Regions from separate parts of the Homo sapiens genome. Here region 1 is linked to region 2. Evidence: chromatin loops called from intact Hi-C (ENCODE). Cell type or tissue: HepG2. All regions are shown on one strand.

Region 1 (5,000 bases), 130 kb after region 2:
AGACCTGAGACAAACCAGGAAGTGGTTGTAACATTTGGGCTTACTCCCAAACCTAGAGTGGGAAGTGAGGAACTCTTTCATGGATTTTGGGCACACACATGCAGTAATAGCAGGAGGCATGGAGGAAAGGTGAGGTCTATAGACATTTAATTTCTGACCGTGTATTTCTGATTTATTTTATTAACAGTGATTGTCTAAAAGCAGAGGGAATGCATGATTTTCTTCTTCCAGTCTTCTATATTTACTACATATGCTGACATGAGCAGGGTTTTTTAAAAAAATTTTCTTTTTTAAAGAAAGGTGAATGAAAAATGAACACATGGTTGAGATAAAAGAAACAAACTTTTTTTTCGTGGAAATCTTGTGTATGTTTGAAAATGGTCACTGAACTTTCCTCTTCCCTTCAGATTTCCTTGAGTAGGCATCGTGCTGCCCCCTGAATCTCTCCTGTGGGTATTTTAATCATGTTTCTCTGGATCCATTCTGGTAACCATATGGAAGACCCATTAGAACTCTGCTCAGTAGACAGTGGGATGAAATCAGACTAAGGTGAATCTTGGACCTTGTAAGGAATTTAATTTCAAAGGACCTGTGAGGAGTCATAACACCACCCTCAAGGAAAAAGATACAGTGATTCCCTGTGTCATGATTTTTACTGTAACCATATGTTTTTAATTGGGGAATTAAAATTTGACAGTGTCCATATTTTTCTCCTAGGAAGAGTGGCTGACCTGCCAGAGAAACTGGCTCTACCTAGAAAGTATTTTCAATGCTCCAGACATTCAGAGGCAATTGCCTGCAGAGGCCAAGATGTTCCTTCAGGTGGATAAGTCATGGAAAGAAATCATGAGAAAGGTGAATCGGCTGCCTAATGCTCTTCGAGCCGCTACTCAGCCAGGTATGAAACAAAATTCCAAACAAGCAAAAAGACTACAATCTTTTAGTAGTCTGGGACTTTAGTCCCAGACTAAAATGTTTCTCTGGGAATCTAATAACATATGGTCCATTCAACCCTTGATTCTAGTCAGCATGGATGACTAGGAATCCTTGCATTTGACACACTTGCTAAGCAATGTCAACGGAACACTGGACTTTTTTTTATTATTATTATCTCTCAGCTTAGTTTGTAGTTTCGGAAAAGGAGAATCTGCCTATTTTTGCTGTTTTTATGATTGGGGGATGTTGCTTCCGTGTATCAGCAATGTTTTCATCTCAGAATTTTGACAACGAGACAAATATTTGCCTTCGGTTGATGTATTCAGTTAAAGCTCCTCCACAGATTTATAGCCACAAAAATGTCCACACCTTATTTTTAATGAATTCATTAAAACTAGTAAAAATATTACCACTTATTACATTTCTAGTCTCTAGGTTGAAATGTGTTTGAATAAGTTCCATTTCTGTGGATGTGGAATCAAAGTCTTTCAGGGTGCATATATGTGGCTGTTGAACTTCATGCTTAAAGTAAAAGCCTTGGCAAGCTTGCCTGTTGTTCAGGAAACAGCAGCACATGGCCCATCCTGGTAAATATCCTCAGACAGCTTCCCTGAAGTTTGCTGGGCTGCACTCTTTGCCCAAAAACTCTGACATAAGACAGAAATGGAAAAGAAATGTTACATGGAATAATAGAATTGAAAATTCTTTGGGTCTTTTCGAGGCAGCCCACATTCCTTGGCTCATGGCCTTCTTCCAGCCTGTAACCTCAGGACACCGACCTCTGTTTCTGTCATCACATCTCCTTATCAGCCTCTGACCTTCCCGCCTCCTGCTTATAATGGCCCATGTATGATCGATCAGTCCACCAGACAATCCAGGACAGTCTCTCCATCCATGATCCTTAACTTAATCACACCTGCAAAGTTCCTTTCCATGTATACTAACATATCCACAGGTTTGGGGGATTAGGACATGAACATCTCTAGGGGGCCATTATTCTGTCTACTGCACTCACTTGTCATGTTGAAACATTGTGCTGGGAAAACTAGTATGTTAGATTACAGAGTGCTGTCCCAGTCCCTACTAGACTTGTTATAAAATATAACTTCTGAAATGAAAAAAAAATCTGATTCAAAAATACATCTGCTCCTAAGGATGTAAGATAAGAATAGAGACTTATATAGATCATTTCAGGGGATAATAAAGCTATGAAGAAAAATAAAGTAGGGTAAATTGGTGAGAGAGAGAGAGAGTGTGTGTGTGTGTGTGTGTCTGTGACAGAAGGCTTTTTTGATAAAGTGGCTTTTGAGCAGAAACCTGCAGGAATGAGGGAATGAGTCATGTATGTGATCAAAGGGAGCATTGTTAAAGGAGGAGGGAAGATCAAAGGCAAGGCTCCCAAGGTGAGTGCATGCTTCACATGCCCAATTGTTTGCAAGGAAGCCAATGCGAGCTGAAGTGGAATGCAGAAGAAGGGCTTAGGAGGTGAAGCAAGAGAGGCAAGAGTGCTTAGGTGGGGACTGGGCATCAGACTGGGTCCTTGATTACATAGAGCCTTGGAAACCATGATCAAGACTGCGGATTTGATTCTTGGGCAGGTGGGGACACCAGCTGCTATGATAAGCACCAAAACTACAAAGATAATCAAGACATGGATCTTATCCCTTAAGGAGCTGTAGTTTAGTGATAAAGAAATAGTATCCCATCACCACAATTTTGGCATTTAAAGATGGCAGAGGATACAGAAAAGATACCAGTAAGAAAGTGACAATGAGTAGGTATAGAGACTGGCTTGGTTTGGAGAGTCAAGGAGAAGGCAACTGCTTGGCTTTGGTTTTGTACTCCTAGCCCCTCAAAAGTGGGATACACCAGCTAAATATGTTTCATATCAAATATACTTGTTCATACTTGGTAAATACTTAATATTATTATTAAAGGTAATAGTTAAAATTCTTAGTCAATTCCCCCCATTTTAATGTAATAGAGCATTCCTTTATCAAATAATGCCAAAGCTTTTAAAATCTTAACAGTATATTTTACTTTTACTTTAAATTATCTCGTTATTTTTCAGTTAACTTAGTACTTTTTATTGAAAAGACCATACCACTGCCATTCCATTTTATTTATTTATTTATTTATTTATTTTTATTTCAATAGGTTTGGGGGAAACAGGTGGTGTATGGTTCTATGAATAAGTTCTTTAGTGGTGATTTCTGAGATTTTGGTGCACCCACCACCCGCACAGTGTACTGTACCCAATGCGTAGTCTTTTATCTTTTTATCCCTCAGCTCCCTCCCATCCTTTCCCCCACTTGCCTAAGTCCATTGTATCATTCTTACACTTTTGTGTCCTCATACCTTAGCTCCCACTTATGAGTGAGAACATATGATGCTTGGTTTTCCATTCCTGAGTTACTTCACTTGGAATAATGGTCTCCAAATCAATTCAGGTTGCTGCAAATGCCATTATTTCATTCCGTTTTATGGCTGAGGTAGTATACCATGGTATATCTACACACATTTTCTTTATCCACTCATTGATTGATGTGCATTGGGGCTGGTTCCATATTTTTGCAATTGCAAATTGTGCTGTTATAAACTACGTGTGCAAGAATCTTTTTTATATAATGACTTCTTTTCTTCTGGGTAGATACCCAGTAATGGGATTGCTGGATCAAATGGTAGATCAATTTTTTAGTTCTTTAAGGATTCTCCACACTGTTTTCCATAGTGGCTGTCTTAGTTTACATTCCCACCAGCAGTGGAAAAGTGTTCCCTTTCCACCACATCCACACCAACATCTATTATTTTTTTTATTATAGCCATTCTTGCAGGGGTAGGGTGGTATCGCATTGTGGTTTTGATTTGCATTTCCCTGATCATTAGTGATGTTGAGCATTTTTCATGTTTATAGCCCATTTGTATACCTTCTTTTGAGAATTGTCTATTCATGTCCTTAGCTCACTTTTTGAAGGGATTGTTTGTTTTTTTCTTGCTGATTTGAGTTCCTTGCAGATTCTGGCTATTAGTCCTTTGCCAGATGTACAGATTCTGAAGATTTTTTCCCACTCTGTGAGTTGTCTGTTTACTCTGCTTGCTGTTTCTTTTGCTGTGCAGAAGCTTTTAAGTTTAAGTCCCATCTATTTATCTTTCTTTTGTTGCATTTGCTTTTGAGTTTTGGTCGCATTTGCCTTTGGGTTTTGGTCATGAAGTTCTTGCGTAAGCCAATGTCAAGAGGTGTTTTTCCAATATTATCTTCCAGAATTGTTATGGTTTCAGGTCTTAGATTTAAGTCTTTGATCTATCTTGATTTGATTTTTAGGTGAGAGATGAGGATCCAGTTTCATTCTTCTACATGTGGCTTGCCAGTTATCCCAGCACCATTTGTTGAATAGGGTATCCTTTTCCCACTTTATGTTTTTGTTTGCTTTGTCAAAGATCAGTTGGCTATAAGTATTTTGCTTTATTTCCAGGTTCTCTATTCTGTTCCATTGGTCTATATGCCTATTTTTATACCAGTACCATGCTGTTTTGGTGACTATGGCCTTGTAGTATAGTTTAAAGTCAGGTAATGTGATGCCTCCAGATTTGTTCTTTTTGCTTAGTCATGCTTTGGCTATGTGGGCTCTTTTTTTGGTTCCATATGAAATTTAGAATTATATTTTTCTAACTCTGTGAAGAATTATGGTGTTATTTTTATGACAATTGCATTGAGTTTATAGATTGCTTATGGCAGTATGGTCATTTTCACAATATTGATTCTACCCATTCATGAACATAGGATGTGTTTCCATTTGTTTGTGTTGTATGATTTCTTTCAGCAGTGTTTTGTAGTTTTCTTTGTAGAGGTCTTTTACCTCCTTGGTTAAGTATATTTCTAAGTATTTTTTTTTTGCAGCTATTGTATTTTCTTGCAGCTATTGTAAAAGGGGTTGAGTTCTTGATTTGACTTTCAGCTTGGTCACTGTTAGTGTATAGCAGAGCTACTGATTTGAGTACATTAATTTTGTATCCTGAAACTTTGCTGAATTCATTGATCAGGTCTAGGAGCTTTTTGGATAAGT
Region 2 (5,000 bases):
TGGAGGTTGTGGGGGAAAGTTTCTTCCTTTGCCTCTTCTGGCTTCTAGAGGCTGCCCATATTCCTTGGTTTTGTGGCCTCTTTTTCCATCTTCAAGGCCAGTAATGCTGCATCACTCTGACCATTCTCTTGTAGTCACATCTCCCTCTGAACACAGCTGGGAAAGGTCCTCCACTTTTAGGGACTCATCCAATTAGATTGGGCCTACATGAATAATCTGATATAATCTCCTCATCTTGAGGTCCTTAAGTTTAGTCACATCAGCAAGTCCCTTTCACCATGTAAGGCAGCATGGTCACAGATTCCACAGATGAGAATGTGGATATCTTTGGGGAGCCATTGTTCTACCTGCCACAGCACTCCAGTTATTCAAGTGTGCATCAGGGTTGCAAATACCAGACTAAATGATATCAACAGGTTTTCTTGTATTCCAGAGATTCTATAATTCTGAGTTCTGAACCCAGTCCTGTTCTGAGTGCTTCGGGAAATTCAAGAGAGGGCAAAAATTCAGCTTTTGCTAACAGTCTAACTCAGAAGATAAGGCCAAGGCACAAGAAGCAGTTAAATAACTGTAAAAGTATGACAGAATAGAGTTTGAGTCTCTCTAACCTCCTTTATTCTTCTCCATCCTAATCTCTAATGAAAGGGGAATTTTTAAAACAATAATGTGTTGAATTTATGCCATGACAGTGATCAATGTTATCCGATGGGGGGTTTGTATGTAGGTGCTGTACTCTTAAGAATTAGCGTATTAGTCTATTCACCATTGTCCTTCCAGGAGGGAGCCTGGAATGAGTTTCACTGTCTCAAACACAGCATGGAAGTGGGGCAGGATGCAGGTAGAACCCTGGGGAGGGCAGAGGGGTAGAAAGTAAAGGAGAGAATAAGGAAGGGAAGGAGACTGGGGCCTTTGGGTGTCCACTCAGGGCTGACTCTGATGGAATGAAAGACCTTATGGGGACAGTAAAGAAGTGATTTGCACCATCATCTGGACTCTAGATGTTTTCATCATCTTCCTGCATTAAGACCTAGGATGAGTAAGTTGGATAGTGGGTGGAACCTATAGAGGGGCAGAACAACAAGATTACATGAGGCTGTACTACGTGCTGCTGTAAACATCCTTTCTGCTCGAGGGGTTTTGGTTTTTTCTCCAATATTGGAGATTTACACCCTCCCAAACTCTTCCTAAAGGCCAATTATGTGCCCAGTTCAGTGTTCAACCCAGCTCTATCTCTTTACGGCAAGAGTGGGTCTTAGTGCAACATATGTCTGCCCATCTGAATTGATATTTCTTTGGGATCTTCCACCCTCTCCACACTAATACACCCCCAACCACTGATTCCTGCTCATCTGTGGGACTTGGAAATATTTCACGGCACACAAGATGCATTGCTGGCCTTGTCCCCAAACTCCAACCTCCTAAATTGATTCCCATGCTTTCAGAAGCAGAATTGAAACAAAAGTTTTAAATGATTTGATGTGTCCCCATGTTCAAAAATCTTCATTCCTCATAGGATAAATACTTGCGATACTAAGTTGTTAAAAAGGAGTTAAAACTGTGATTTTGCCAATGATATCAACTTTGTGTGATAATATGGAAAATATTTTATCTTAGCTGGTACATTTACCCTTTTGAGACTTCCAGAGCTTCAGCTCAAACTCCCTTTCCTGCCTCATTTCTCATGAAAAACATTAGTTTATCCCACACACTACCCTTAAACTACTCAACCTTTCTAAAACACATGCTAACATATTCACAATTCTGTACCTTTACTTTAAGTATGGAATACAAGAACCCCAAAACCTTAAAAGCCACCAGTGGGGAATAAGCTTGGGGCTCTCCTTAAATGGTGCCCAAATAAATTTGAAGTCATCAGTTTCTTGAGGTTCCGCCTCCTCCAGCTTTACTCACCCCTTAGCCTGCAGACTGCCTGCCTGACTTCTTCCACCTCAAGCTGCCTGGTGTTTATTATAACCTGGGGACACCTGGATACAGTTGGAGAAAGGTAGGGAAAACAAATGTACACTGTGATTGCCCAAGGCCTTAATCTTACCACTCTGGGCTGGAAAAAGTCAGGAAAAGGCCTCCAAAGGCAAGTGACTAGAGTGTGATAAGCAGCTGAATTATTTTCTCTGTTAGTTAATAGCTAACTGGCTTGCCTCCTTTATTGCCCATACAAACCTGGCAGTCTTCCAGGTCTACATGGCTGTTTGCCTTTCCCATGGCAAGAAAGAAGGAGTTTTATTTCACCACATATGCAATAGAAGAACAAAACATTCAGCAGACAAGAGACAAGGAGGCCAGAGGAAACTGCTTCTACAAAACCATATACAGTGTTCCCTGGACTCAGTGGCTTAGGAGTTTAATGATTAGAATCAATCAATCACTTGTTCATTCAACAAATATTTATTTAGCATCATTTATAAGTCTGGACCAGTGCTCAGTGGCGGGTTACAAGGGTGAGCAAAAGAGGCTCTCTGATACCTGGAGAGCAAAGACTCAACTGGGGATGCCAAAGGAGCCCAGAAAAACCCGGCCACAGGTCTGACAACATAAAATTTAGCTTCACACAGGTTTGCATTTTTCTTTCTTATTCATTTACCATAGACAAAAAGAGTAAATGTGGTCTGGGAATCAGGAGACCCAAAATTTTTGTCCTGGCATTGATTACATAAGACTTTTAAAAGTACAATTTCTCTTTGCATTAAATTTCTCATCTGCCAAGTGGCAACATTTATATCTACCCATCCTCTGGTCCAGAACTATTTCGAGGATCCAATGTGCATTGAAATTCCACTGGACAATAGAAGATGCTGCTACATAAATATAGGATATTATCTGAATGCCTCAAATCCAGGCACCACAGTTATCATGGCCACAGCCTCGACTAGAATAATATGAACCCTGTGAAGAGTTGAGAAAACCCAACTTATCACTGACAGCTTGAGCAACTGCAATGGTATTCATCCCCCTAGCCACATGGAGTCTGGCTCCTGTTGTATCCCTGGCTAACAAAAAGTAATTCCTGCAGAGCCAACAATGCTTGTTATTTCCAGTCCCTGGATGGAGGAGACAGAACTCAAACTTATCTCTTGTATTAAAGTCATAGACAATATAGGAAAGATTTGTGGTTAAATCTTGAGCAGCCCTTGTAGACACTTGCCAAATAATGCTGCCTGTGAATAGGGGCCTAAAGTCTGCCCGTAATGAAGCACAGCTTGAATTTCACAAATATTTGGGCCCACTGGTGGAAGAAGCCAGAGAGCAAGGGCAGGCCCCTTTCCAGGTCAGCGGGAGACCTGAGGTCAGCACTTAAAACCTGTTACTGAATTGCTGATTATACTCTTTGGACCTGGTACCAAGTCCCTGTCTATGGGGATAACTGTGTAGAGAGAAAAGTACATTCCTGGGGACAAACAACCTAATCTAGGACATCCTGACACAGTGGGATATTTGTACATGTCAAAGCTGTCTTTTAAAAGAGATCCTGTCTTGTCAACTGACACACTCTTAGGATTCCAGTCTACTTTTGTACTCAGTTTGAGGAATATAAATTGAGTACTCTGTTTTTAGGCATTAAAAAAACATCCTAAGAAAATAATTCATCCATGCTTACAAAGATGTGCAAGGGAAAATAAGAACTGGTCTAGATGCCCAACGATGGGAATACTAGGTAGGTATGTTAGTTTTCTACAGTGGGAGTAACAAATTACCACAAAGGTAATGTTGTTTAAAACAACACAAATTTATTCTCTTACTGTTCTGGAGGTCAGAAATCTAAAAGTTAGTGGGTGCAGTGCACCAGCATGGCACATGTATACATATGTAACTAACCTGCACAATGTGCACATGTACCCTAAAACTTAAAGTATAATAAAAAAAATTAAAAAATAAAAAAATAAAAAAATTAAAAAAATTAAAAAAAAGAAATCTAAAATTAAGTTAAATCTAAATTAAAGTATTGGCAGTGATGCATCCCTTCTGGAGGCTCTAGGAGTGAATCTTTATTTTTTCCAATTTCTAGAGGCCACCCACATTCCTTGGCTCCTGGCCGCTTCTTTCAGCTTTAAAGTATACCACTCCAACCTCTACTTCCGCCGTCACTTCTTTTTTTAATTTGATCTTCCTGCCTCCTCCCTCTTATGTAGACCCTTATGATTACATTGGGCCCGCCTGAATAATCCAGGATAATCTCCCCATTTCAAGATCCTTACTTTAATCACATCTGGAAAGTCCCTTTTGCCATGTAAGGAGACATATTTACACATTTACACATTCCAGGATGAGGACCTAAACATCTTTAGGAGCTATTATTCTGTCTACCATAGCAGGCATTAAATTAGTGATGTAGGGCCATTACGTCTGATCCAAACTTTATTTGGGGTGAGCTACCTCTAGGTATAGATTGGAGGTGGGAATGTAGATGATGAGTGGCAGGGAGCACAGATAAGCCCTCACCATAAGCTCTCTCCCTCATAATAGCTTTATCAATGATAAAGATGATATAGATTATTTACTTAGCTCCTGTGTCTATTTCTCAAATAGGTCTGAAATCATTCAGGGAAAAGTGGGGTATGTTATTGGCCTCCCTATAACTTCAACAGTGTGCATATGTAAGAGTTTCTTTTTTGCTTTCTTTTTTATCTTTTAAATTTCTTTTTTACTTTCTGGAAGTTATTGGTAGAGAACATGAGAGTGTCTTTAGGGTCAACATCTAATTGAATAATTGCTACCTGGGGCACATTGTAATTCCCATTCCCACTAGAAAATTATGTATTCTTCAATTGTTGAATCAGGGAGGCATCATTATTTCTTGAGAAAGACATAGGAGTCAGAGTGATGCTGAAAAAAATTCATTCCTTATATATGATATACTTTTGAAGTTAAAAGATATGTATCATATCTTTTATGATATGATAAACCTAAACCTACAGATGCAGGTTTAGTAAGTATTGAATGGAGCTTAGGCTTTAGGATCCTTGCTTGGACAAGTTCCTTCC

The links. Peaks named below come from ENCODE experiments on the same cell type or tissue, not always from the same donor. Only the 100,000 strongest peaks of a DNase experiment are listed, where the experiment ranks them.
Region 1: a loop joins it to region 2, with 3 times the contacts of the local background. A loop is called at or near these places in 11 of 110 quality-filtered maps.

Annotation. Positions count from the first base shown.
Region 1 is chr2:84,610,957-84,615,956 of GRCh38, forward strand. It overlaps DNAH6 (dynein axonemal heavy chain 6), which reads left to right. Exons shown (of 77, transcript NM_001370.2): 22 at 718-898. Among named protein-coding and RNA genes, the nearest start is that of DNAH6, 97 kb to the left of the region's middle. In HepG2, no CTCF peak of the experiment used is centred here; a DNase peak (open chromatin) is centred at 2,335.
Region 2 is chr2:84,484,502-84,489,501 of GRCh38, forward strand. It overlaps a transcript of DNAH6 not described here. Among named protein-coding and RNA genes, the nearest start is that of SUCLG1, 28 kb to the left of the region's middle. In HepG2, no CTCF peak of the experiment used is centred here; DNase peaks (open chromatin) are centred at 2,160 and 3,390.